5 separate regions of the Homo sapiens genome follow, and regions 1, 2, 3 and 5 are each linked to region 4. Evidence: chromatin loops called from intact Hi-C (ENCODE). Cell type or tissue: MCF 10A. All regions are shown on one strand.

Region 1 (5,000 bases), 340 kb before region 4:
TTGGTAGCATGTGTTGGAAAGGCTATTCTTTCCTCATTAAATTGCCTTAGCACCTTAAATGAAAATCAGTTGACTATATATGTGTTGGCCTATTCTTGGCTTCTATTCTGTGTAGGGTTTGCAGTTGTCATCTGCAAGAGGTCTAGGCTATAGGGGACTCATACTTTCATAACAGAACCAGATTCCTCAAATAGGTTTTTGACATGAAGTTTATGTTTTCCATTATGAAATTAATATATTGACTCCTAAATAAAATAAAGAGCAAAAAAGTAGAAAGTAGAGAGAAACATTCACTTATTATCTCACTCTCTGAAGCAAGCTGCTTTTAAGTTGAAAAATACATGTTCTTCCAATTTTTTTCTCTCTCTCTCTCTGAATATTTAGGGAACATAATCAGAGGCAGAATCGTCTGGTGGTTAAAAGTACAATCTGGAGTTAGACTGCTTGATTTTCAATCCCAGCTCTTCCACTCATCAGCTTTGTTATCTTAGGCAAGTAACTTAATATCACTTGGCTTTGTGTTCCTCATCTCTAAAGGAAAATCTACAACATATGCTTATTTGCGAGGCGGGGTAGGGGGCCATGGGGTTGAGTTAACCTATGTGAGTCAGTTAGTGTAGTGTCTAGAACAAAAGAAATGCTCCAAAATTCTTGGCTATCCTCATCAACACCTTCATTTCTTCCATCCATTTCTAAATACAGCCATTTTCTCAGGGCCAGGTAACTAGATTGAAGCAGAGTCCATGAAGAACTAACCATGCCTCACTGTGAGTATGCTTTCATTTTAACATGGTTATCGTCTTGCTTTATACATTTTTGCATACACTTAACAGATGAAGCTGACCCTCTAGAGGGCTAGTGTTCAGATACCAGCACTGAGTTCCACATCCAGTGAAGGCGTTGGGCCTCTTGGCAGCTGTTGGGTAGTAGGGCTGAATGCCAGTTAGCAGGATGTCCACCCAACCTGTGCAGTGTTGGGAAAGTGAATGCCAACCTTCAAAGACCAGGGGGCCTCTGCAGAACTGGCTTCCAATTGCTATCTGGCTTATCCCCTGCCACCAATATGCCAGCACTTTAGCAGTGGACTTATTTAGCTCTTCAAGCCTAGAATTTCTTCTTACAAACACAATATGCAATACAAAGATGACAGGAAAGTGTCAGTAGATTTTAATTATTATGTATTTAAAAATACCCATATATTGCAAACATAGAAAATTACCTATAGGTTATTCATGCCTGGATTCACCTTCTATTGTTTTCAAGGCATGGAAATATGTCCATTTCTAGATTTTACATGTAAAAATTTGTAGTATGAGAAAGGGCAGCAAAGGTGTGATACAGCTGTGGAACCAGCTCCATGGAACAGCTGTGCTCCAGTTGTTTAGATTCCCCCAACAGGAAGACGTACAAGGTGAAATTGTGGTTCATATCATCTTTGAATCTAAAGTCTCCTGTTGATCTCAGCTTTTTTTGAGAAGATATTGTCTTTTGTAGTGTAAATCTGCAGAAGAACCTATGTAGATGAGGAAAGATGACTATTCACATAAATCCTTGGAGATTTAATGGCTGTGCTAGATTTTCTCCATTTGCACTGCTAGATCCAGCCTACCCTTCTCTGGGCTGCTCTGTGGAAGCTGATTTACAAGGATCTCATCAGTGGATATTGGGCTTGGCCATTGGGAGGCAGCAGCAAGAGATCATAGAGTGGGAGGAGAGGAAGGCTTGGGTGTTAATTTCCCCTTTTCCCTCCCTGCTCTGCTGTTCCCTGAAGGGTTTGGATCCTCTGCAGCTGGCCTCACAGCTATAGCTCTCTCACTTAGGGCTCTGGTAGCAGCTCCCTGCTTGACCCTCCAGGGAGAGGAGAGTTGGCACCTTTCTGCTGTGGCTACTTGTGGGATGCTTAACTCTCCCTGTTGGTTCTCTCAGCCACCCCTGCAGATGGCTCCTTCATGAAGATCTCCCCATTTGGAACACAACATCTGTTTCCTGCTGGGACCCTGACTGACACAAGGGTCAAAATAAGCTCCTCCATGGGAAGCATTGAGAGAGGCAGAAAATAAAGAGAAGGAAGATAATACTATCCATTCATTGCAGTCGTCTATGTGCTAAACACTGTGTGAAGCATTTTGCATGTATTCAATAAATATTTACTCAATGCTTTATGTGGGTTAAACACTAATAAATAGACAGTTTCTCTGCTCTCAGAGAGATGACACATGCAATCCTCATAACGACCCTACTATTATTATCATGACTTCTAGCATAGGAAAGTTGAGTCTCAGAGAAGTTAAGTTACTTTCCCAAGGTCACCAGCAAGTAATTGCAGAACTGGAATTCGAGCCCTGGCTGTCTGACTCTAAAGCCCACACCCTCTTCTCTCCACTGTAACAACAGCTGCTCATGTACCCTCGCAAGTCGGCAGCTGGATGAATTCCAGGAGAGGAGCTGTTTTGTTCAGCTTGGTAATGACAGAAGTGTGGGGAAAGCCTGGAGTCATCCCAAGAGAAGGCTATGGGGCTGAACTGCTTAGGGACAACTCATCGAGGATGAGCTGGTGGAGGGCTGTGATTGATGGGTGCTGAGAGGCAAAGGTGCTGTTGGCCCCAGTAGGCTGAGGATGTAGGATTCAGATTCTTGTCCCTGGACCTTCCCAGTTCTGCCAGGAGCCAGCTGTTGACAGCAGGTAGAGATGCCTCTTTTGTCGAAGTTGAAGCATTTTCCTCTGCCCTGCCAGAGGCATCTGTGTGCCATGAAAGGACTGTGTCTTTTACAGGCAGGAACCTTCACGACGAGGTCACTCTTTTCTGCAGTTTCCTGAAGGATGTGCTAAGCTCCAAGAGGAAAAATAAACTGGCTGGCATATTGTTTGGGGCTTCAGGATTCAAACCTTGGGTCCCCTTCATTTTTGTGGCTTGTTCATTAAATCCTAAAGAGAACGACCTTGGAGTGAACGAACTTCCTGAAGGGACGTTCCTGACCAGCAGCAGGAATGGTCTGAACACCCACGGCCAGCTCTCCAGGGCTCTCTCAGAGCAGCCTGCTTGCAGCGCAGCCCGTGACTCACAGCCCACTGGGACTGCAGGCTGAAGCCGCTGAGAGCTGCCTGAGTCGCCTCAGTCTTGAGGCTGGTTGAACCAGGATGAAGTTGGGGAAAGTGGGAACCCTTTTCAGAAGAACCAGGCTTCATTGTTTCTGTGGTTTATTTACAGAATCCAATGGGCTCCTCATTAGCTCAAGTTTTCTTCCCCCTTTTCCTCCTTCCTTCCATCTCTTCCTCCCTCCATGCTTCCCTTCCTTTCTTTTCCCTTTCCCCATACCATCTCTCCATTTCCTCTTTCCATTTGTCCTGCTTTCTCTCCCTCCTGTCTTCCTTGTCTCCTTTCCTTCCTTAAATAGCCACCTCAGTCAGCTTCCGGCATGAGATTAAATGCTGGAGTCAATGCTTGATGGGACTTCTTCCTTTTAAGGGTACATCTTTCTAAGGTAACCATGTGAGTGTCCCCGACACGTCATCTGTCAGGCAGATCAACAGTCACCTCCTGACACAGAAAGGCCTTGGGCTTCAAAGATTCCAATGAGGAAATTATAGGCAATTTAAATGTGGGTGTCAAACTGGAAACTTTTCTTTTGAGGGATTCAAAGAAACACACTATTTATATTCATGCCCATTTTCTATTTGCGATGAGAAAGCAGGGTATAGTAAGGCCAAGTGTATCAGCAATTGAACAACAACAAAAAATCTCATTTTTCATGGAATCAAAATACAGGGTAATTTTGAACTCTCTTTGCCACTTGGCTTTGGACAAAGCAAAGTCCGGAATCGGGAAGCCCAGGTTAGGTGTCAGGTTGTCCAACTTGTTGTGTGGGCTTCTCTTCCATTCTATTATAGCTCTGTTCACCTTTCCGAGAGCCAATCAGTTCTCTTTCAACTTTTCCACTCCATCCCCCTGTGTGACCAACCATGCAGGATTTTCCATGACCCAGAGAATAGCAGTTGATGATAGAAGTGAGAGCTTATTGCCAGGAATTTTATTTGTACAGAAACCTCTAGAGAAGCCCTTCTCCATCCCCACCCTACCCCAGTATCTATCCCATTATGATTGGCCCAACATTCATATAACACAGTCCAAGAAAATGGGCGAGTCAGTCCCCCAAAGGCTTATAACTAGAAGTGAGGGAAGGTCTAGAGCTGATGTCCCTCTCCCACGCTGCCATCTGGTGTGGACTGTGGGGTGTCCATGAATGGAGCACCTGCAGAGTGTCAGGATGCCAGGACACTCACCCTGACATCACCTGGCATGCATACAGAGCTGGGCCCCCCGCAGTTGTGAGCTCATTCTCCAGGGTGGAAAGAGGTGGATTATTTGTGTGTTTTCTGTCCAAAGATGGCTGCTCTGGGCCTGACCTTCTTGGCTTAGGGGGAGGTGATGTCACCCAGCGCTTCCTGCAGCTGCTGTAGCATGAGGAGTCACCCTCCACCCCCAGACCCCAGAGAGGCGCTGCAGTTTAGAGCCAGTGCATGTGGGTTTCATGACCAAAATGTCACTGACTTGCGGCTGCAGGAAGAAAGCGGTATTCATCATAGCAAGTGAGTTGCCAGTGGTGGCCTGATGGATAGAAAACCCGAGCGACCTGAAGTGTGGCCACGTCCAGATCCCCCGCCCTCTGGGGTGTGGTTCCCGGGAGGCCAAGTCTCAGTCTCTTTTGTGTCTGCATAGATCCACTGATTTGTTCTTAGAAAAGGTTAAAAGCTCTGAATACAACCATTGTGTCAATTTTGAAGGGTTTTTGTTGTTGTTGTTTTAAAAATTATTTTCTTATGAGCAGTGACTAATCAAGGATCCTATATTCCAGGGCGTAGTTCTCCCAATTGGTTAACTATAGAATCTCAGTCTGCAGAACAGTGAATGTGTACTAAATAAACAAACAAACCCAAACAGAAATGTAATCAAATACATTTAACAAGTGCTGAAAAATGTAAAATATAGTCACGTGGCACA
Region 2 (5,000 bases), 220 kb before region 4:
TCTCTGACAGCTGTGTCAGACACCAAGTCAGCTGGTGCTATGCTAGGATGATGCATCTGTGAAAACTCACAGAGGGGGTTCCCAACCATACCTCTGGAGCCGTGGACACTCAGGATTGGTTGCTGTGTGGGGAGGACAAGGGAGTCTGACGTGGCTGGAGCAGGAAAGGGTTTATATGCAGGTGTGAGCTATCACTGACTTGCTGGCCTGTTTGTTCTCTGTGGCATGTGCATTTTGTCTTTCTTTCCCTTAATATTTTAAGTGATTTCTTGTGTATATTCTGTCCCTGAAACTGCCACAACACTAAGCTTATTTTTCCATATCTCACCTGTACTTCACATTACTAGGTATTAGAAAATAATAAAAATACAGGCACTGGTGTTTATTTACTCAGCTTGGTTACTGCCTTAATGCTTTTCGGGGCTTGTCCTTTATTTATTTGCATTTCCCTCCTGTCATTTTTTATGTCGTTGTTTTAGCATCTAGCAAACTATCCTGCACACTTGTAGGATATATACTAAGAAGAAAATGGTAAATATGCTCTTAATTGCTGTTTTCATATTTAAGTGCTATCCCTCCATCATTGCACTACAATGGTGTATCTGCAGACTATGGCTATGGTTATCACTAGTTACATGGACAGAGCAGAGATTTGTGGGCTAGAAGCCAATTTCCAACAATGTCCACACCTTCTCTGGGACTCCAGATTCCTGGAGTACAGACAGCAACTTTTGCTTCATTATATACAGCTTAAACCTCTCAGAGTGCTGTTTTATTTTGGTTTGGTTTTGATTTGGGAGGTTAGAGGAAGAGTCTAACTAAGATTATTATATTTTCTCAACCAACACGGTAAAATGCACTTTTTAAAAGTCAAAGACACATACTACTTTGTAAAAAGTGGGTTTCAATATTTGAAGTCATGAACTAAACTTTTAGGCATAAATGCAGGACTTTTTCATAGGCCTTGTTCAATTCTCAGATTATAATACAACATTTATTGAATGGCTCTTTTTATGCAAGGCAAGCAATTTATTTCTTATTATTTGATATCATTTCCTGAGGAGATGAGTTCTGTGCTTATAACCCAGATTGGGGGTTATCTTGCAGATGAGGTGCTGCAGATGCATGTAACCCAGATTGTAGGTTATCTCACAGACGAGATGTGAGTCATCTTGCAGATGAGATGCTGTGACACTAGGCAGGCATCTGATAGCAGACGGGAGTATCTACTCAGTGTAATGGGTCATTCTGTGCCTGGGAGTGAAAATTTGACATGTAGGGATAAGCTGTCAGTCCAGCAGGAAACCTGTTTTGAATTCTCTCTAGATTTTTAGAATTTTAAAATACGTTTTTCAGAGAAAGGTTAACCATGTTTATCCATTCTTATTTGCTCAACAAGTATTGACTGAACAATTTAATGTACAAAACAGGAATAGAGCAATGAATAAGATGGTCATTTTCTCCTGCTCTCATTGTTTACGTTCTAGTAGGAAAAACAGACATTCACAGAGATCTGAATACTTAATTATTGCATTCTAATTGCAATTGTCTTGAAGGTGAAACACTGAGTCGTATGAGAAAATATAATAGGAGACAGTGTATTCACAGAATTTCACAATTCTGAAAAAGTGACATTTAGACAGAAATAATGGTGAATGAAAAGAAATGAGCTAAGATGGTGGGGTGGGGATGGGGAGGAAGATTGTGATTCAGGCAAGGACATGACATGTGATAAGGTCCTGATGCATGCAGGTTTTAGGTTAAGGACCTAAAAGAAGGATAAAGTAGAGCTTAGTGGGTGCAAGGGAGAGTGGAATGAGATGAGGCTGATGAGGGCAGCTAGTCATGCGTTTTAACTTTTTTATTAGAACATCAGGAAACCAAAGACGTTTTTGAGCAGTGGCACAACACAATCAGATCTGTGTTTCAAGAAGAGGGGCTGGCTGCTGGTGGAAAGTGGGTTGAAAGGTGGTAAAGAATGAAGGGATAGCAGGAATGAAGCTACTTCAACAGTCTAAGCTAGAGATGAGGTGGTAGTTTCTTTGTGATTTAATGCTTTAAATGCCTACTGTATTTGGGGTGTTGGATCAGCACTAATTAGTACTAGCTAAGCTGTACATTTCCTGGCAGTTTCTCAGTGTTAAAGTGAGGGCACCCAGTCCTCCACACCAACTATGTATGTCTCAACTGGGTTTGTATTTAAGGATGGTATGTGTAATGCTATCTGTTTCCTTAGGGCTTAGAACCCTGTAAAATTGAAGGCAGCAGCTTCTATGAGCTCTGGCTTTTGTAAAAGGCAGTGAAAATTTGATTATTTAACAACCTTCTGGCTGCACCCATTCTTGCTCTTGTTATTTATTTATTTATTTTTGACAGTTAGCGTGCCATGCTTTGGAAATGCCATATCTGTTGTGCAATATCTGGGTGACTAATTGAGGCAGGGTTTCCCACACTAGGGGAAACACTCTCAGCTCATGGGGAACGTGCCAGCGTAAGGATCAAATGCATCCCAATCCTGTAGGTCAGGTGCCCTGTCTTCCTGATTGTGTGCCAGATGCTGCTGCTAATGATATGAGCTTCACAGTTCTGCTCCCAGAAGCTGCTGCTGAAGCGTCTGACTTGCGGCTCTCTAGATACGGAGGCCATCTCATAATGGGAAAGTCTTTTCACTTGGTCATTTATTACATTGCACCAGGTTTTCGCACCTTTTGGTAGTCTATAAGAAATGTTAAATAGTGGAAACTTTGGAGACAGACATATCTTGATTGTACTATGTGGAGCTCTGTAGCCTTGGGCATATTATTTAACCTCTGTGAACCTGATTTTCCTCACCTGTGAAAAGGAGATAATTATAACACTGGCCTTTTGAGATTCCCAAGGGAACTAAATGTGATGGTGTATATAAAGTGCCCTGCACACAATGTGGCTACCACACTGTAGGCATCTGATAACTATAAGTTTCCTTCCCTATATTAACCATGTAATAACTAGCTTGTCTGATGTCACACAAGGGGTCCAGAGTCTTTCTGCAGTATTGGGATAATCACCACATCTCCATATTTTGTAGCTGATTTGGTTGTTTCACTTGTCTATGCTGTTTCTCTTTTCTGAGGGCACAGATAACTAAATTTTCAGTAGAAGGATGAGGCAGGTAAGACTATAAGCTCTGAGTATACCTGACTATAACTTGTAGACAATTAGCAACATAATATATGCAGTCTGGTATTTGGTCTCGGACAAATGCATGAGATGATATGGTGTTGTTCTCAAATAGTTAAGAGAATGGATCCTTCATCTATGAATTTACTGAAACCTCATTTGAACCATTGATGATCACCTACTACATCTTTGGGTTAATAGGTCCATGAATGTCTTAACTACATTCAAAGAAGTGCTTTTCCATTGTGTTTCAACTTATCCTTTTGCTAACCTTAAATGGTGCTTCTCTGTTCTATTGTTTTTTTGAGTTGAGCAATAAATTGTTTTCACCTTAAACCCTTGTTTTCAGTTTAGGCAGCTGAGCCATAGTGAAAAAGCACTGGACCTGGGTTCAGAACATTGGTGCAGAGTCTCATTTCTGCCTCCTGCTTTTTGGATAGATGCCATTTCTTTGAGCCTCGGTTTTCTCATATGTGAAATGGTGATAATTCCACTCTGACCCCTTTCTGTTAGCTGTGAGGATCAAAGGGTATCATTGAAACTTTCATAACCTGTAAAGCACCATACAAAGGTTCTCCTCCAGTTCTACTGAATTAGAGTCTCTGGTGATGGGACCCAGACACCATTACTAAAAAAAAATTTAACAAAGTGATTCTTATGTGGAATAAAGTTTAAAATCCACTGCCCTATAAAAATACAGGATGACATCCCCATTGACAAATTACAGACATTATTTGTCTTAGATGGACTCAAATCATTTTGGTGATTTGATGAATCTGGTGTTCACTCCTGAATCTGGCTGTTCACTCGTTACCCCTTCAGTGATTACTTTCAGGCCTGCCATTGTCCTCGCCTGTATTATCTTTCCACAACCTGGTTCTCCAGCCACATCAGACTACCTGTAGTTGCCATTCACCGAAAGTCCCATTCACTTCCCTGCCTTTGTGATTCTGCTGAGTAATTTCTCGGGAGAATATTCTTACTGTAGTGCAGGGACCTGGCCTTCTTATAGCACTGATAGAGACATAGACATAGGCACATAGGAAGTGATCTTACGACCATTCAATTTATCTTCTGCTTTATAGAGGGAAACCTTGAGACCCAAAGAATGTCAGTGATTTTCCTGAGGTTACTCAGTTAACGGTAGAGTCAGTATTAGAATCCAGGTCTCCTGACTCTCAAGCCAGTGCTCTTTATACTATACATCCTTCTAAAAATACTAATTGAAGCCCGGCACGGTGGCTCACGCCTGTAATCCCAGCACTTTGGGAGGCCGAGGTAGGTGGATCACTTGAGGACAGGAGTTGGAGACCAGCTTGGCCAACATGGTGAAACCCCATCTCTACTAAAAATACGAAAATTAGCTGGGTGGGTGGTGCTCGCCTGTAATCCCAGCTACTTGGAGGCTGAGGCAGGAGAATTGCTTGAACCTGGGAGGTAGAGGTTGCAGTGAGCCGAGATCGGGCCACCACTCCAGCCCAGGTGACATAGCAAGACTCCGTCTCAAAAACATAAATAAAAAATAAAAATACTAATTGAGCACCTATTATACACTGGGCACTGTCGTGTAGTTGTGCTAATAAATAAATATGCAGGCAGTCTTATGTATCCCATGCAAAATTTAAGCAAGTGCTTGTAATTTAGCACTTGTAATTTTTAAAACGATCTTTTCTAGTATACTTAAACACATACTTAATCTTCAGATATTTTCAGGACAGTATACTTTCTCCTCTAGTGTGTCCTTCTACCACCCACAGCCCATGTGCATCTTCCTTGTACTCCACATCTTACCTGAGCTGCCTGAAGTCAGGGCTTCCCTCCAGAGATTGCGTTCACCCTCT
Region 3 (5,000 bases), 320 kb before region 4:
TTCTGCTGGAGGGGGAGGCCACATGGAGAGAGAGGCTCTCCAGCTAACAGCCAGCACCATGGCCCAGGCGTGCGAGTGAGACCTTCTTAGATTCTCCAGCCCCAGCTTAGCTGCCTTGGCCAACACCATGTGCAACACAGATGAGCTGTTCCTGTTGAGCATTGCCCAAATTCCTAACCTTCAAGACGTTTATGCAATAAAATGGTTGCATTTTAAGCACGTTGGGGGTAGTTTGTTACACAGTAATTGATAACAGATACACACTGGTTTTAGTACCATGATACTGTAGAGTAACCAAGCTATATACTCTTCCTTCTAAAACTGGTCAGTTTATGTCTCTGTTTGCTAATTTTGTTCATATTATTAATATCCAAGGACCTAGGACAGACCAGATGAAAATGGAAACTGAGATACATTTAGGGAGGATGCTACTTTATTTTTGGATTATTCTCTTAACTCCATCCTAGCCCAAACCCTAGCCCTTGCCCTAAATCTAGCCATAGCCCTGACCACTACTCCTGCTGTGTCCTATCCAACCAAAGTCATTTTTCATGACTGGTTGAACTCAGGACAGACAGGCAAAAAAAACCAAACAAGATTATCTGGACGCTCATCTCTGGATGCTTTAGGGTATCTGGAATATGGGGTTGGAGGAAGGCCCAGGGTGAGGTAAGGGAGAGAGAAATGTCAGATTCACTACTTACTGTTAGCTGACTGTGTGTTCTCAGACAAGTTCATTACCACATTGAGCCCTGGATGCCTCATTTGGAAAATAAGCCAGTTGGAGTGTTCATTTTCAAGTTCATTTTAAAGTACAAGGTACAAGCTCTGGGAGATCTACCCCACCTTGTTCTAGAGCCTTGTGATTCTGAAAAGCTCCACCAAAGTTTTCAGACAAGTTCTTCCAGGCTAGTGGGGTACTATGGGTCTTGACAACTCCCTTGTGGCATCACCTTGAGAAAGGAAAGCATGTTCTAAGTTGATGAGGGACAGTTTTCAGGCAGGATTATTTGGAAAATGTTTATTCAGAAGAAATTGGAAGCTCCTCAAAAATGTAGATGGAAAAACTGCAGCCCAGCCCAGCCCAGCCTGGAGCACATCTATACATACTGAGCTGAAATATGCTCTTTCTCCCCTGCCAATCACACAGCCAAGTAGGAGGCCCCTTGTTTTCTTCCTCAAAGAGAAATTCCTGGACACAAGAACTGCTGCGTTATTTCAGAATGTCATCATTTCTCAGTTGTTTTGTCCTGGACTGTTTATCCAGTAATGGTGGGTTATTGCTGTCTCCCGTGGGGCCTGAAACAGCTTCCCGCTAAGGACCCCTGGGGCTGTTGCGAGGGACTGTCCTTGGCACATGCTGGGAAGGGAAATGAGGCCCTCAAAGGTCTTCCCTCCACAGCCCCTCTTTCTGTTTTATCCCGAGTTATGGCACACATTGTTACCTCTGCATAGGAGCTGGCAGCAGGAAAGTACCTCAAGCAATTATCCCAGCCAAACCCCTACTCACAAGCTGGGTGAGGCTGGAGCCATCAGAAAGCATCTTCTTTTAAAAAGAAGGCTTTGCAGCTTTTTGCGGGTGTTACCAAACCCAGTATGATTCTCATGCAATTATGGACATTTTTCTTTAGGTCTGATTCAAATCCACCTAGTTGCAAGGTAAGTCAGTGTCTATTGCCTCATGTTCAGGAATGATGGTGCAAAGTTGCCTCTCCTCCTCTTCCTGTGTTATCTACAGTGGCTACAAGAGACTCTTGGGTAGGAAGATGGGGGTCAGAAGTAGATTTCATTCTAGCTGATTTTATTTTTTTTATGTTTATTTTTGCCAGTGCTGTCCCATGTCTATGATCAATGTTACTTACACAGCTCTGGATTTGGGTGGGTCCTTTGAAAGAACAACTGGTGACTCAAATGGTTGTGGAGGCTTTCCCTGAGTGTACAGCTTAGCAGAGAGAGAGAGAGAGCTTCACAGATCCTGGTGTGTAGAGCAGGAGGTCACAGCTTTCTAGTAGCACTCAATGCTGTTTCCCAAACCACGTGTGCCCATCTGCAAATTTGGAAGATAAGCCCAATTCAGAGTTGAGGTAGATAGCAGTTGCACTCACGCTGCACCCCTACTGCCCACATCCTCTGGCAATATGACTCTATAGGAGATGTATGATAATGAGGCCTCTTTGCCAGTTACCAGCTTATTACTGCTCAGCTCCAAATCCACTGCTCGTGGCCTTGCTTGTCATATTGGAACATTTCTCCACTGCCAGCTGGCAGAGCATTGGAGGGACCCTGGGGGACCTTCTCCCTGGTTCTGATGTTCTGCTTTCGGCCTGCTCCCGAGGCGTGTAGTGGCCAGCAGTGCATGGACACCCACTGGTGCTTATCCCAGCTTGCCAGTGCAGGTGTGTGGTTCTCTGATCGGTAGCATCTCAGCAGGAGGGGAGGTTTCCCTCTTGTGCTTTGCTGCTCTGCTGCCTGCTGCCCCGTTCTGGCCAACAGCTTCCCTGCCATCCATGTGCTGCAGTCATGCCCTCTCCAAGGAGGTCTGAATCCCAGCCTAGGGGGCAGGGTCTCCCCTTCCAAGTTTGTTTCTTAGGTTCTTTCTCTCAGATCTGGGGTATTCTTTAGAGCTCTTTTTAAATTCCCTTTTCTTAGCTAATTTCCCATTAATAGTTCTTTGTAATCAACCTTTTCAGTTCACATTGCTGTGTGCTTTCTGTCTCCACATGGGCCCCTGACTGCTACACCCTTTTACCAAGGTCGTCTCATTTAATCCTAACAATATCCTTATGAGGTAGGTATTATCAGTAGCTTTATTTTACAGGTGAGTAAACTGAAGCTTAGGTGGCAGTCCTGAGCTGCCCATCCAAGTTCCTGACTTCAGAGAAAATGATGTGGAGACCAATATAGGTTCTTTCCCAGTTTCCCAAAGAAATTTCCAAAAATCCCTAAGCTAGTCACCTTCTTATTGGCTTCAGTTTCTTTATTTACAAAATTGGCATTTTTGTCCCCAGATAACTCCAAGGACCTTTGAGAAACCTTGGAGGAGAGCTGCAGATGGTATTTCTAAATCTGTTCATGAGACTGAGTGAAAAAAAACATTCTAAGCTGAGATACGAGGTCTTGCCAGGCTTATTGTGTCTTTCTTTGCTTTGCCCATTCCCGAGGGGTCTGAGCCTTCTGACTCTTCTCTGATGACCACCACATGTACCCAAATAGACATCCATGCCTTTGAAAGGGACTCTGGAATAAAAGCCTCAGGCTGTAATTTTGGAATCCTGTGTTTCCTGTCTTCTCTCCATCCAGACTCAAGTGACGTTGTAGGAGCTGCCGGATTGTCCTTTAATTAGGTGAGAGTTCCCTGGCTGCACCTCTGCCAGGGCAGGGTCTGCTGGATGGAGCTATCTCCAGCCCAGCTGGGGGAGTAGTAGTGTTTAGGACACATTGATGGTGCCTTGGGGCGAGTATGTTCCATGGCTTTTGGTTGGGAGAGAGCCCAAGCAAAAGAAAACCTGAAAAAGGCAAAGAATATTGGTTAAATCCATTCTTTTGATGATAAGAGATTGATTCTTTTCTCCCAAAAGAAATGGAGCTTCTTTTGGAAGAAACAAGAACAAGAGGTTTATTTTCTCTTGAGGGAGGCATTTGGAATTTCAGCATCTATGTTTTCTGCAGAGGAAGGGAAGTCCTTGAAATACTGTAGGGCTAAAGTCATGAAAATATTTTCACCATGCAGTGTGGAATTTGAAAATGTGCCGGGTTTGTCTTCTGATTGCACCGGAAGGAGCAGGCTTTCTCTCTTGCTGTGTGGTCTCTGGCAGCTGGGCTCCTGGGTGAGAAATAGGAGGCTGGTGCCTTAGGAGCCTCTGTGTGCCACACAGAGGCTTTCAGGGTGTTGACCTGGAGCAGACAAGAGGCTCAGCCTCAAATTCTTGCCCTGTCACATACTAATTGTGTGATTCCAGGCAAGTTATTTCATGTCTTTGGGTGCTGGCTTCCTCATGTATAACACGTGGCAATAATACCTGCCTTCAAAAGTTGTGAACATTAAGAGAGGTGACAGCTCGTGGGGTGGCACTTCGTGGCTATTCCACCAGCAATAGCAAAGAGTAAATAGCTTAGCTGAGGTGTGTCTTGAAGAATGGGGTCCAGTGTAGTGATTTGCCAGCAATGTTTCCCAATTAATAAAGAATGAAGGGTGGATGACTAATGAAACCATGTTATTTTCATCAACTTGGATGGAACTGGAGGTCATTAAGTGGAATAAGCCAGGTGCAAAAAGACCAACATCACATATTCTCACTAAAAAATCTGGTCACATGGAGGTTGAGAGTGGAAAGATAGAGAACAGATACTAGGAAGGGTGGGTGTGAGGGTTGGGGGAGGATGAAGAAAAGTGAGTTAAAGGGTGCAAACATACAGCTAGATAGAAGGAACAAATTAGATGTTTAATAACAGAGTAGGGTGACTACTATAGTTAAACAAAAATGTGTTGTACTTGGGAGATGGACACCCTAAATACCCTGACTTGATCACTGCACATTATAAACATGTAACAAAATTTCACATGTATCCCATACATTTGTATCAAAAAACTCTCAAAGAATAAAAATTCTAAAAATTAAAAAAAGACATGAAATGTTAGATTTAGCCATCAGCATGAAATGAAAAGCACAAACTTTATTCATATCACATTCAGTTCATATTCTGGCCCTACCGCTCATAATTCCTTATTAGATAGTAGCTACTATTTCTCCAAAACAAAACAAAACAAAACTTTTTACCACTATAGAAACACTAATTGTAAGAGATAGGCCAGATAATACTTAGATTTTCCGCTGCTCCGTCTACTGGGTACTATGTTGAGTGCTTGTTCATTTAACAAATGCATAAATATCTGTTAAACCTTCGCTACATTAATGTCTTACATAATTATTTTAATAATGATACTTTGCCTTTTTTAAAAAAAGTGCCTTTGAATCCTTACTATATGCCAAGCACTGTGT
Region 4 (5,000 bases):
TGCCTCAACTCTCATTCTGCATTTCTGATTATGACTTTCCTCTGCTCAGGCATACAGATTATCTCCATAAACACAAAGAAAAGTGCATCTCAACACCTTATCACACATTCAAAGTCCTGTGCAATTAGTCCCAACCCTCACTAGCCTTATATGCTGCTTTCCTTCTCCCTCTCATCCATCTCCACTCACTCTGTACAACAGCCATGCTAAACTTTCTCCAAATACACCCTTTCCTTGCATATCTGGGGACTTTTGAATCCCCTATTTCTATTCTTGAAATGCTTTTACTCCTCTTCTCCATGCAACAAACTCAATCAGGCCTCAAAATCAATGATAAATTTAACCTCCAATAAGAAGCTATATTTTCATTCATTAATTCCCTCAACAAATGGGATTTGCTAGGCAATGGTTAGACATGGTCCTTGCTTTCATGTGTTATATAAATAATAAACGATAAGTGGCACAATTGTGATGAATGTTTGTGTAGAAAAGTTTCAGGATGCTTTGAGAATCTGGAATAAGAAGATTTTCCAGGGTCAGGGAAGGCTCACCTGAAGAAGTAACACTTGATCTGACCACCAACTAACAATAGGGATAAACAGGAAAAGAGGGGAGGAAAGTGCCCTAGGTGGGACAAGGCTTTGTAGCAAGAGGGAGCATGTGTAGAATAGGGGCAGTAGGAAGAGCACTGTGTCTGGTGTGCAGTGAGTGAGAGCACAGGACATTTGAATTTAGAGTAGAAACCAAAGCAGGCAAGACCATGTGAGCATGTTAATGAGTTTGTCTTTAACCTGAGACTTACGAAACCATTAAACTGAAAGGTTAATGGATTCTCAGATTTGCATTTTGAAAAGATAACTGTGGTTGTTGTAGGAGAACAGAGTAGAGAGAGGTCAGATACAAGGCAGGGAGATCTGTGATGAGGTTATTGTAATAGTCTAACTGCACAGAAGTGGTTGTTTGGATTAGGAAGTAGAAGGAAAGAGGTGGATTTAAGTGACTTCAGGCAGTGAAATTGAAAGGATGGTGCGTGATGGATTGGCTATGTGGCGTAAGGGAGAGACAGGTGTCAGGGATGATACCTGGGATTCTAGCTTGTGCAACTGAATGCATGAAGTGTCATCCATTGAGCCAGGCAGGCCCTAGAAGAAAGGCTTAGGAGAGAGCTCCTGACTTCCCCAAGAAGTAGTGACCACTGTGGCCCTAGTGTCATACCATTATTACGCACTTTTCTTTGTGTATGGACATTTGCCAATGTTGAATTTGGGGTTGTTGGTATTGTCTGCCCTGCAATGGAAGAATCCCCTATTATGTGAGCCTTTATAGGAGACAGAACACAACTTCCCAGTACAGAAAACAGAATGGATGAGATGCAATTTCTGTTCAACCCTGACATAAAGGTCTCAGACAGGTGAACTGGGGTTTGGCAATTATTTGCTTCCATATTAGATTTCGAATTTGGAGCAAGTAGAGAAAAACTGAATTGATAATTGATTTCACTATAGCAGTGTTCAGTAGTGACCATAGAGGTGACTGACTAGCTGAGATGGCAGTGGTGTCTACCATAGGCCGTGGCAGTGGTGCCAGGGACAGCATTCTAATCAGGCTGTTTCTGCAGCGTAAACTTTGCTATTAATCCTGCTGCTTATCCTCCCTTAATGCCTACCCATTTTCTGAATCTGCTTCCATGACCTTCTGATTGAGGATAAATTGATGATGATGATGATCATGATGATGATGATGGTGGTGGTGGTGGTAGTGGTGATGGTGATGATGGTTAACAGAATGCTTCATATGAGTCAGGCCCTGCTCCAGTTAGTTCACATATATTCAATGCATTAATCCTTCTGCCCTCATCTGACGAATGAAAATCTGAAGCCCAGAGTGGTTGAATAATTGGTTTATAGGTCCTACAGCGAGTAACAGATAAAGACAGAATGGAGACCTCAAAGCCTGGCTCCAGAACCAGCCTTCTGATTAAGAATGGATTCTGTGGCTTGTAACCAAGAACCCTGGCTGGTACATTTGGTTCTGTGGTCTGTTTTCCCCTGGGAGCCCAGAATATGTTAGGGGTAAATATTGGGTATCATTTTGCCTCACACAATACACTTGTAGTTGACATTCCGAGTACTCAGGGTAGCAGCGGGAATGGTTCTCCCATGATTCATCTCCCCTCCTTCCCTGCAGGCACACATAGCCCTGCTACTTGCCTCTGCTCAACTGCTGCACGGGGTGGGATCGCGGCACCGCACTCTGGTAAACGCTTTCTCCGCTCCATGGTACTGTTAACCCAGGGTTGCAGGTGCCAAAGCAGGAATGAAAGCTCCCATTGTACAACACCCATGCAAGGGATCCATGTAGAGGTTTCTGTGGGGACAAGGGAATGCTGAAAGCCAGCTGACAACACAACAAGACAGAGTGAAACTGTGTAGTTTCGATTCCCCGGGAGTGGGGGAGTCCGTTTGTTCAGAGCAGCTGCAGCAGCTCAGAAACATGTAGTGTCCACATTCCATGTGCAGAACTCTCTGTGCACAGAGCCAGTAAAGCAGCAGCCCCTAAAGGTGATGCTGCCCTTCCCTGGGGACTTCCTGTTGCCCTTGAAGCCTTTCAGTGCTGAGTTTGAAAAAGGTCAACAAGGCTGAATTTGGGATGAGGGCCCTGACCGAGAAGCTCCTCAGAGGACAAAGGGACCGGGAGTCAGGGGTCTGGGGTTACTCTGTGGCTTCCAGGCTACTGATGTGGGACATCACATGGCACAGTCTCTCTGGAGCTTCCTTACCAGAGAGTCGGTGTGTAACTGCAAAGTTTCCCTGACATTCTTGGATAACTTGTGACCTAAAAGCCATTCAAACGGGGTTGGAAAGACAGATTGTTCCTGCCCTAACATCTTTGAGGATTGCAAGGTTCTCTAACTTGAGCCCAGAGACAAAAAGCAGTTCGGAACCGTCCTTGAAACTTTACTTCCTTTCCTAAGACTAAGACAGGATTTGAGAGAGCACAAATGCATCAGGGAATGCAGGCTTCCATTCCCATTCACCACCACCCTCACTCCTGTTCTTGAAGGAGGTGGCAGTCCTTACCATTCTAATGTATGTGGTGCTCTCTGCTGGCAGCTAAAATCTTTTTGTTCCCTGAAACAGGATGCCTCTGTAATCCTGAGTCACCAAACCACAGGGAGCAGCTGAGAGAGGATTTGGCTAACAGCCAGTGTCTGGGCCCTCCCACTCCCTAGAAGACCTCCTTCACCTGTTGTATGATCAACTACCCTTCCTATCAAAATGCAATTGCAATTAAAACCCCTACTTCTCCTCTTCCCTCTCTCAGTAGCTCTCTACTTGGGGTTGTCATACCCTCCCGACTGGGCCAAAGCTGCAGCTCTTCTTCTACGGGCAGGGCGCCTATCAGGAAAATGGGTCTTATGTTTCTCTCTTTTGTTTTGTTTTCATTTTGTTTTGTTTCTCCAAATGGTAGAGCCAAGGGCAACAGTGCCATGAGGCAGGGGTAGGGTCAAGGAATGCTTTGATGGAAAGGGGAGGGGGGCAGGTATAATGCCTCTCCTTCACAGCTTGCATCAGCAAACACCCCCACTTCATATATGTGTTAAAGCCAGGTGAAAACAGTATGTTTTCTATGAAAATGCAACTCTAAGACAGATCCCCCGGCCCCACTTTCTTGTCAGATCATTGCTAGTACCCAACTTCCTGATACAGAAATTCTTGGTGCTGCCACAGCCACATGGATCAGAGACCAAAACCAGCTTCAAAAGGTCACAATCTATACCATCACTCATTTTTCATGACTGATTTTGTTAATTCCTACCTATCGCAGGTTGCCCTCAGAATGGCTATTCTCCGTCAATGTCCATCACAATAATAAGAAATAATAAAAAAAGTAGCAGGAAACCATAGTTATCCTTCTTCAAGCCAAGAAGACACACATCAGAAATGCTGATAGTGGGTTATCAGAAGAAAATATATTTGCGGACTTATTTTTTAATTAAAATGTGAGAAAAGCAAGGTGCATAATTGTATTTGTAAAAAAAATGGCTGGGGGAGAGGTAAAGGAGTATGTGTAGGTGTGTGTGTGTATATATGTATATATCTTACATATGAGTAAACTATCTGGAAGGACTCACAAAATTAATAATGGCTAATATTTATTGGCACTTATTTTGTGACAGGTACCATTCTAAGCATTTTACAAATATTAATTCACTTAATTCTCATAAAAACTCCATGTGGGAGGTATTTTATTATCCCCATTTTTCAGGCCGGAGAACCAAGGCACAGAAAAATTAGGTATTCTGCCTGAAGTTACATGTCTGGGGAGCGCAGAGCCAGAATTAGACTTGAACAAGCTGTTGGCTGCCTCTAGGAAGGAGAACTGGTTGGCTCAAGAACAGGAGTGAGGAGAGAGACTTTTCCTTTTATATCTCTTTGTACCTTTTGAATTTTGAACCACAAATTTGTAATATATAGTCAGTGCATACATGAATATATATTTAAATTAATAAAATAACTTAGAAATATAAAATTAAAAATTAATATTAAAAAGCAAGGAAAACATACATGTTTTTTCTCTACCAAGTATGCTATCTAGAGAGTCGGTAGTAGTGCAGTGGTTAATGACTCAGAGGCAGACTGCTTGAGTTCAAATCCTGCCTCTGCCAATAAACTTGGACAAATTTATATTCTCTCTGTGCCTGTGTGGGTTATTTTAAGGATTAAATAAGTTAATAGGTGTAAAGTGCTTAAAAGAGTATTTGGCACATACTAGTGGCTAGATATATATTTGCTTTCATCATCTAAATTTAAAAACCAAAACTCATTCAACAGTCAATAAATATTGAGTGTTTATTGTATGCCAGACATCGTTTTAGGCTCTAGATATAAAGCAGTGAATAAAACCGAAAAAAAATTAAAGATCCTTGCCTTTATGGAGCTATTAAGTCCTCAGAGACTGAGAGAGAACATTACTTGGGGCAAGAAAATAAAACAGGC
Region 5 (5,000 bases), 130 kb before region 4:
AGATCATGTTTAGCTAGCTTCCCCTGAAGAGACTTCTGAGCAAGTCAACATGTATCGGCCAGGGTCATTCAGCATTCTGGGCAATGGCACAGGCATTAATTCTGGGACAGATTAACTCAAAGATTATTGAAGAAACAAGACCTAGGTATAGAATCAGATTCTGTTGTTTCTATTTTGCTGTAAGAAAGCACTTGTATGTAGACTATGTCAGGATTACCTCAATTCTATCCACTGCTCACTTAGTTTAAGATTATTTTAAGTATCTTTAAAGAGTAGTGTACATGTAAAGAGTTTAGGTGAGAATCTGTGTACCTCATTAAAGTACTGGAATTTGGACACTAGTATCAAGTGGTTCTTTTGTAGCTCAATGAATGACATCATAAAAATGGAACATTCAAATGAGAATGTCCAAGGACCTGCTGACTTCACTGATGAATTCTACCAAATATTTAAAGAAGAACTCATATTTTCCAAAAAACCAAAGAGGAAGGAATACTTCCAAACTCTTTTTACAAGGCAAGCATTACCCTGATAACAAAACTAGACAAGGACACTGCAAGAAGAGAAAATTATAGTCCAGTATGCTTCAAGAACATAAATGCAAAAATCTTCAACAAAGTACCAGCAAACCAAATTCAATAGCACATTAGAAAGACCATTCACCGTGATTACATGGGATTTAACCCTAGGGTGCAAGGATGGCTCAACATATGCAAATCAATAAATGTTATACACCATATTAACAGAAGGGATAAAAACCATATGATCATCTCAATAGTTTCAGAAAAAGCATTTGACAAAATGCAACATTTTTTCCTGATTAAAAACTCTCAACAGATTCGGTATAGAAGAAATGTACCTCAACACAATGAAGCCCATATACTGCAAACCCATAGCTAACATCCAACTCAGTGGTGAAAAGTTCAGAGATTTTTCCTCTAATATCAGGTTCAAGACCAGGATGCCCACTCTCATCACTTCTATTTAACATAGTACTGGAATTTCTAGCCAGAGCAATTAGACAAAGGAAGGAAGTAAAAGGTATCCAAATTAAAAAGGAAAAAGTTCATTGTCTCTGTTTGCAGACATGATCTTATATTTAGAAAATCTAAAGATTTCAGCAAATATCTATTAGAACTAATAAGTGAATTCAGTAAAGTTGCAGAATACAAAAATCAATACACGAAAATCAGTAGCATTTCTATATACTTACAAAAAAATTACCTAAAAAGGAAATCAAGAAAATGATCCCATACGTAATAGCTATAAAAATATTTAGGATTACATTTAAAGAGGTGAAAGATTTGTACACTGAAAACTATAAAACATTGATGAAAAAAGTTGAAGACACAAATAAATAGAAAGATATTCTGTGTTCATGGATCCGAAGAATTGATATTGTCAAAACGTCCATACTACCCAAAGTGATCTACAGATTGAATGCAATCCCTATGAAATTGTGAATAACATTTTTCACATAAGTAGAAAAAAATCCTAAAATTCATATAGAACCACAAAAGACCCTGAATAGCCAAAGCAATCTTGAGCAAAAAGAACAAAGCTGTAGACATCACACTATCTGACTTCAAAATCTACTACAAAGCTATAGTAACTAAAACAGCATGGTGCTGTCATAAAAGCAGACACATAGACCAATAGAACAGAATAGAGATCCCAGAAATAAATCATGCATTCATGGTCAATTGATTTTTGACAAAGATGCCAAGAACACACAATGGGGAGAGAAGACTTTGCTAAGTTGTGCTCAGAAAACTGGATATTCACATGCAGAAGAATAAAATTAGACCCCCGTCTTACGTCAGACAAAAATCTACTCAAAATGGATTAAAAACTTAAACATAAGGCCTGAAAATGTAAAACTACTGGAAAAAAACATAGGAGGAAACCTTCATGACATTGGTCTGGGCAATTATTTTTTAGATATGAATTCAAAGCATAGGCAGCAAAAGCAAAACTAGACACATGACATTTTATCAAACGAAAAAGCTTCTGCACAGGAAAGGAAACAACAGAGTGAAGGAACAATCTACAGAATGGGAGAAAATATTTGCAAAGTATACATCTAATGAGGGGTAATATCCAAAATATATAAGGACCTCAACTCAATAGCAAGAACACAAATAACTTGATTCACAAGTGGACAAAGGACCTGAGTAGACATTTCTCGAAAGAAGACATACAAATGGCCATCAGACATATGGAAAGGTGCTCAACATCATTAATCATCAGAGAAATGCAAATTAAAAGCACAATAAGATATCATCTCAGACCTATTAGAATGGTTATTATCAAAAAGACAAAAAATAACAACTATTGGTGAGGATGTAGGGAAAAAGGAACTCTTGCACACCGTTATTGGGAATGTAAATTAGTATAGCCATAATGGAAAATAGTACAGAATTTCCTCAAAAAATTAAAAATGGGATTACCATATGATCCAGCAATCCCACAACTGGGTATATATCCAAAGGAAATGAAATAAGTATGTTGAAGAGATATCTGCATGCTCACGTTTATTGCAGCATTAGTCCCAATAGCCAAGCTGTGAAATCAACCTAAATGTCTAAATGCATCAGTGGATTAATGGATAAAGAAAATGTGGTATATATACACAAAGAAATACTATTCAGCCTGAAAAAAATAAGAATATCCTGCCATTTACATCAGTACAGATGGACGTGGAGGACATTATGTTAAGTGAAATAAGCCAGACATGGAAAGACAAATACCATATGATCTCACTTATACGTGGAATCTAAAAACTTTGAACTCATGGAAGTAGAGAGTACAGGGATGGTTACCAAGGTCTAGAGGATGGGGGCAGAGAGAAGATACTCGTGAAAGGGTGCAACATTTCACTTATGAGAATAAATTCAAGAGATCTGTTGTACAACATACACTGGAAAATTACTAAGAGAGTAGACTTTAAGTATTCTCAGCCCCTAAAAATGATAAGCATGTGAGGCAATGCATGTGATAATTAGCTTGATGTAGCCATTCCACAATGTATACATATTTCAAAATATGTTGTATACCATAAATATATTCAACTTTTATTTTTTAATTAAAAAATTTTAAAAATTGAGAATGTACTCATGGCTTTGGAACCATGTGAATAAGGTTTCTTTGTTAAGGGACTAATGAATATTTTTGTTTATGGGCCCAGATGGTTAGGTGGACTGAGGAATGCCATGAAAACGAAATACTTGAGGAGAACTGAGAGCACAAGGGAGATTGATGTGGCTGACCCATTGTTGTCCTTTGCTTTAGTCCAACCTAGAGATTTTCATTATTTATTTTTCACACTGAGAAAGACAACCTACAGTGATATTAGAGATGTAGCGATGGTGCAAAATTGCTGGAGAAAATAACCTGAAGACAACTGGAATATTACTTGCTTCTCACAGATATCAAATTCACATTTACCCACCAAGTAATTTCAGATCAGATGTCTTTTTTCTGCATTTCCTTTGCTTTTCTACAAGCCACAAAAGACAGCTGTCATCATGAGCTTCATCAAACCTGAAACAAGTCACTAAAAATTTGGCATCATTGACATCAACAGTAACTGGTAGGCTACTCAAGATGGAAAATACTTTCTTAAAATTTAACTTTATTTTGAGACATAAGGTAGTGGAATTCTTGAATTGTAAAATGCTAACAAACAGAATTTATTAAAAACCCAAGGTTAATTAAAACAACCCTAGTCATGAGCCATTTCTAAGTTTTACAGGGCTGTTTTGAATAGTTTAAAAGTAGAGACTGGTGCTAACTCAAAGTACTCGGTCCATTTGGATCCCTATGAACGTCCAAGACAACCACAAAAATGCTGAGAAGAGTCCACAGCTTTGCATTCAGAGCCTCCATGACTGTGCCCATTGTTTGTGAATGTGGGTGGAAACTAGAGCCCAAACCTCAGAGAATAAAACCTGCCTGATACAAAAAGTACCATGAGTAGATTCTGGAATGGCCGTGACCCAAACAAATTGGAGAGGATTGAGGAGACTCCAGGATACATATAAAGTTCAGGGATGGATGTTAGGTAGCTTTATTCGTTAGGGCTTGATGAATTGGCATCGTGTGGGTGGGGCAGGATGTAAAGTCTTCAGTTCAAATGAAATGAGGAATTTATCTGTGATCCTGCCATCAAGTAACTGCACATCATCTTGGCTCACTCTGAATCTCTCTGTGGTTCTGTTTCCTTACGGGTAAAATGCGGGGAAAGGGATTGTCACTGCCTCTCCCAGAATTAATGAGGTGATATTCACAAAGAGCATTGTACTCTTAGGAAAGAATGCTCTGTGGCAGGATATTATAGGGCAGTAACATCAAGCTTGTTTAAAACGTGTGCCTGCTGTTACCACGTGGGTGCTATGGCTCAGCAGTCTTGTATATCAAATATAAACCAATGCATATGGAACTGTTTAAGGATAACAGATGATGAGCTGAATAAATGAAATAGTTTATTTTATACTAAAGGTAGTTCATGCTTAAAAAATGCCTTGTGGCTGCTATTTCATCTTCAATACAGTAAAGACATACTTGAGCAATCCCATTTAGATAATCACTGGCCATTGATGGCAGAAATTAGAAATGCAGAAAAAGATTGGGTCAGTGAGTCTGTTTCCTGGGAGACAGCAGGGAGGAAGCAATTTCAGCAACGATGCTGGGATACTCATGCTGTGTGTTAAGCCACCTTCACAAACTTGCCTCCGTGACTGTGGCTGTGATACATGCCCAGACAGAACTCGGGATTGGCTACCCCTGGACTCACTCTTCACAGCTGCCTAGAATCTTTTATACCAGGACCACGTCAGAAACCTCTGGGATCCATAAGTAAATAGCAAGGCTCTGCACTCAAGAGTGGCACCTGCAGATTTTCCACTTTGCTTTTGCAAGTTATTCAGACACAGCATTTCCATTCATCAGGAAAATAAGCCAACTGCCTCCTAAAGAGCATCTTTTCCTATATTTAGGGG

Evidence for each region. Hi-C counts contacts between places; a loop is a spot of excess contacts. Peaks named below come from ENCODE experiments on the same cell type or tissue, not always from the same donor. Only the 100,000 strongest peaks of a DNase experiment are listed, where the experiment ranks them.
Region 1: a loop joins it to region 4, with 5 times the contacts of the local background. A loop is called at or near these places in 4 of 110 quality-filtered maps.
Region 2: a loop joins it to region 4, with 8 times the contacts of the local background. A loop is called at or near these places in 4 of 110 quality-filtered maps.
Region 3: a loop joins it to region 4, with 4 times the contacts of the local background. A loop is called at or near these places in 4 of 110 quality-filtered maps.
Region 5: a loop joins it to region 4, with 11 times the contacts of the local background. A loop is called at or near these places in 11 of 110 quality-filtered maps.

Annotation. Positions count from the first base shown.
Region 1 is chr15:39,509,566-39,514,565 of GRCh38, reverse strand. It overlaps LOC105370784 (a long non-coding RNA gene), which reads left to right. Exons shown (of 3, transcript XR_001751505.1): 2 at 385-767; 3 at 1,927-2,160. Among named protein-coding and RNA genes, the nearest start is that of THBS1, 69 kb to the left of the region's middle. In MCF 10A, no CTCF peak of the experiment used is centred here; a DNase peak (open chromatin) is centred at 3,055.
Region 2 is chr15:39,388,858-39,393,857 of GRCh38, reverse strand. All of the region lies in intron 1 of LOC105370777 (a long non-coding RNA gene), which reads left to right. Among named protein-coding and RNA genes, the nearest start is that of LINC02915, 140 kb to the right of the region's middle. In MCF 10A, no CTCF peak of the experiment used is centred here; a DNase peak (open chromatin) is centred at 2,477.
Region 3 is chr15:39,495,031-39,500,030 of GRCh38, reverse strand. No RefSeq gene overlaps it. Among named protein-coding and RNA genes, the nearest start is that of THBS1, 84 kb to the left of the region's middle. In MCF 10A, no CTCF peak of the experiment used is centred here; no DNase peak of the experiment used is centred here.
Region 4 is chr15:39,170,346-39,175,345 of GRCh38, reverse strand. All of the region lies in intron 1 of LOC105370777 (a long non-coding RNA gene), which reads left to right. LOC105370780 (a long non-coding RNA gene) reads right to left here and starts at 1,751. Exons shown (of 3, transcript XR_007064591.1): 1 at 1,667-1,751. RefSeq lists enhancers at 2,071-3,026, 3,027-3,982 and a silencer at 3,004-3,298. In MCF 10A, a CTCF peak has its summit at 3,111 (motif pointing left); a DNase peak (open chromatin) is centred at 3,135.
Region 5 is chr15:39,304,004-39,309,003 of GRCh38, reverse strand. The region is part of intron 1 of LOC105370777 (a long non-coding RNA gene); the gene reads left to right. Among named protein-coding and RNA genes, the nearest start is that of LINC02915, 56 kb to the right of the region's middle. In MCF 10A, no CTCF peak of the experiment used is centred here; no DNase peak of the experiment used is centred here.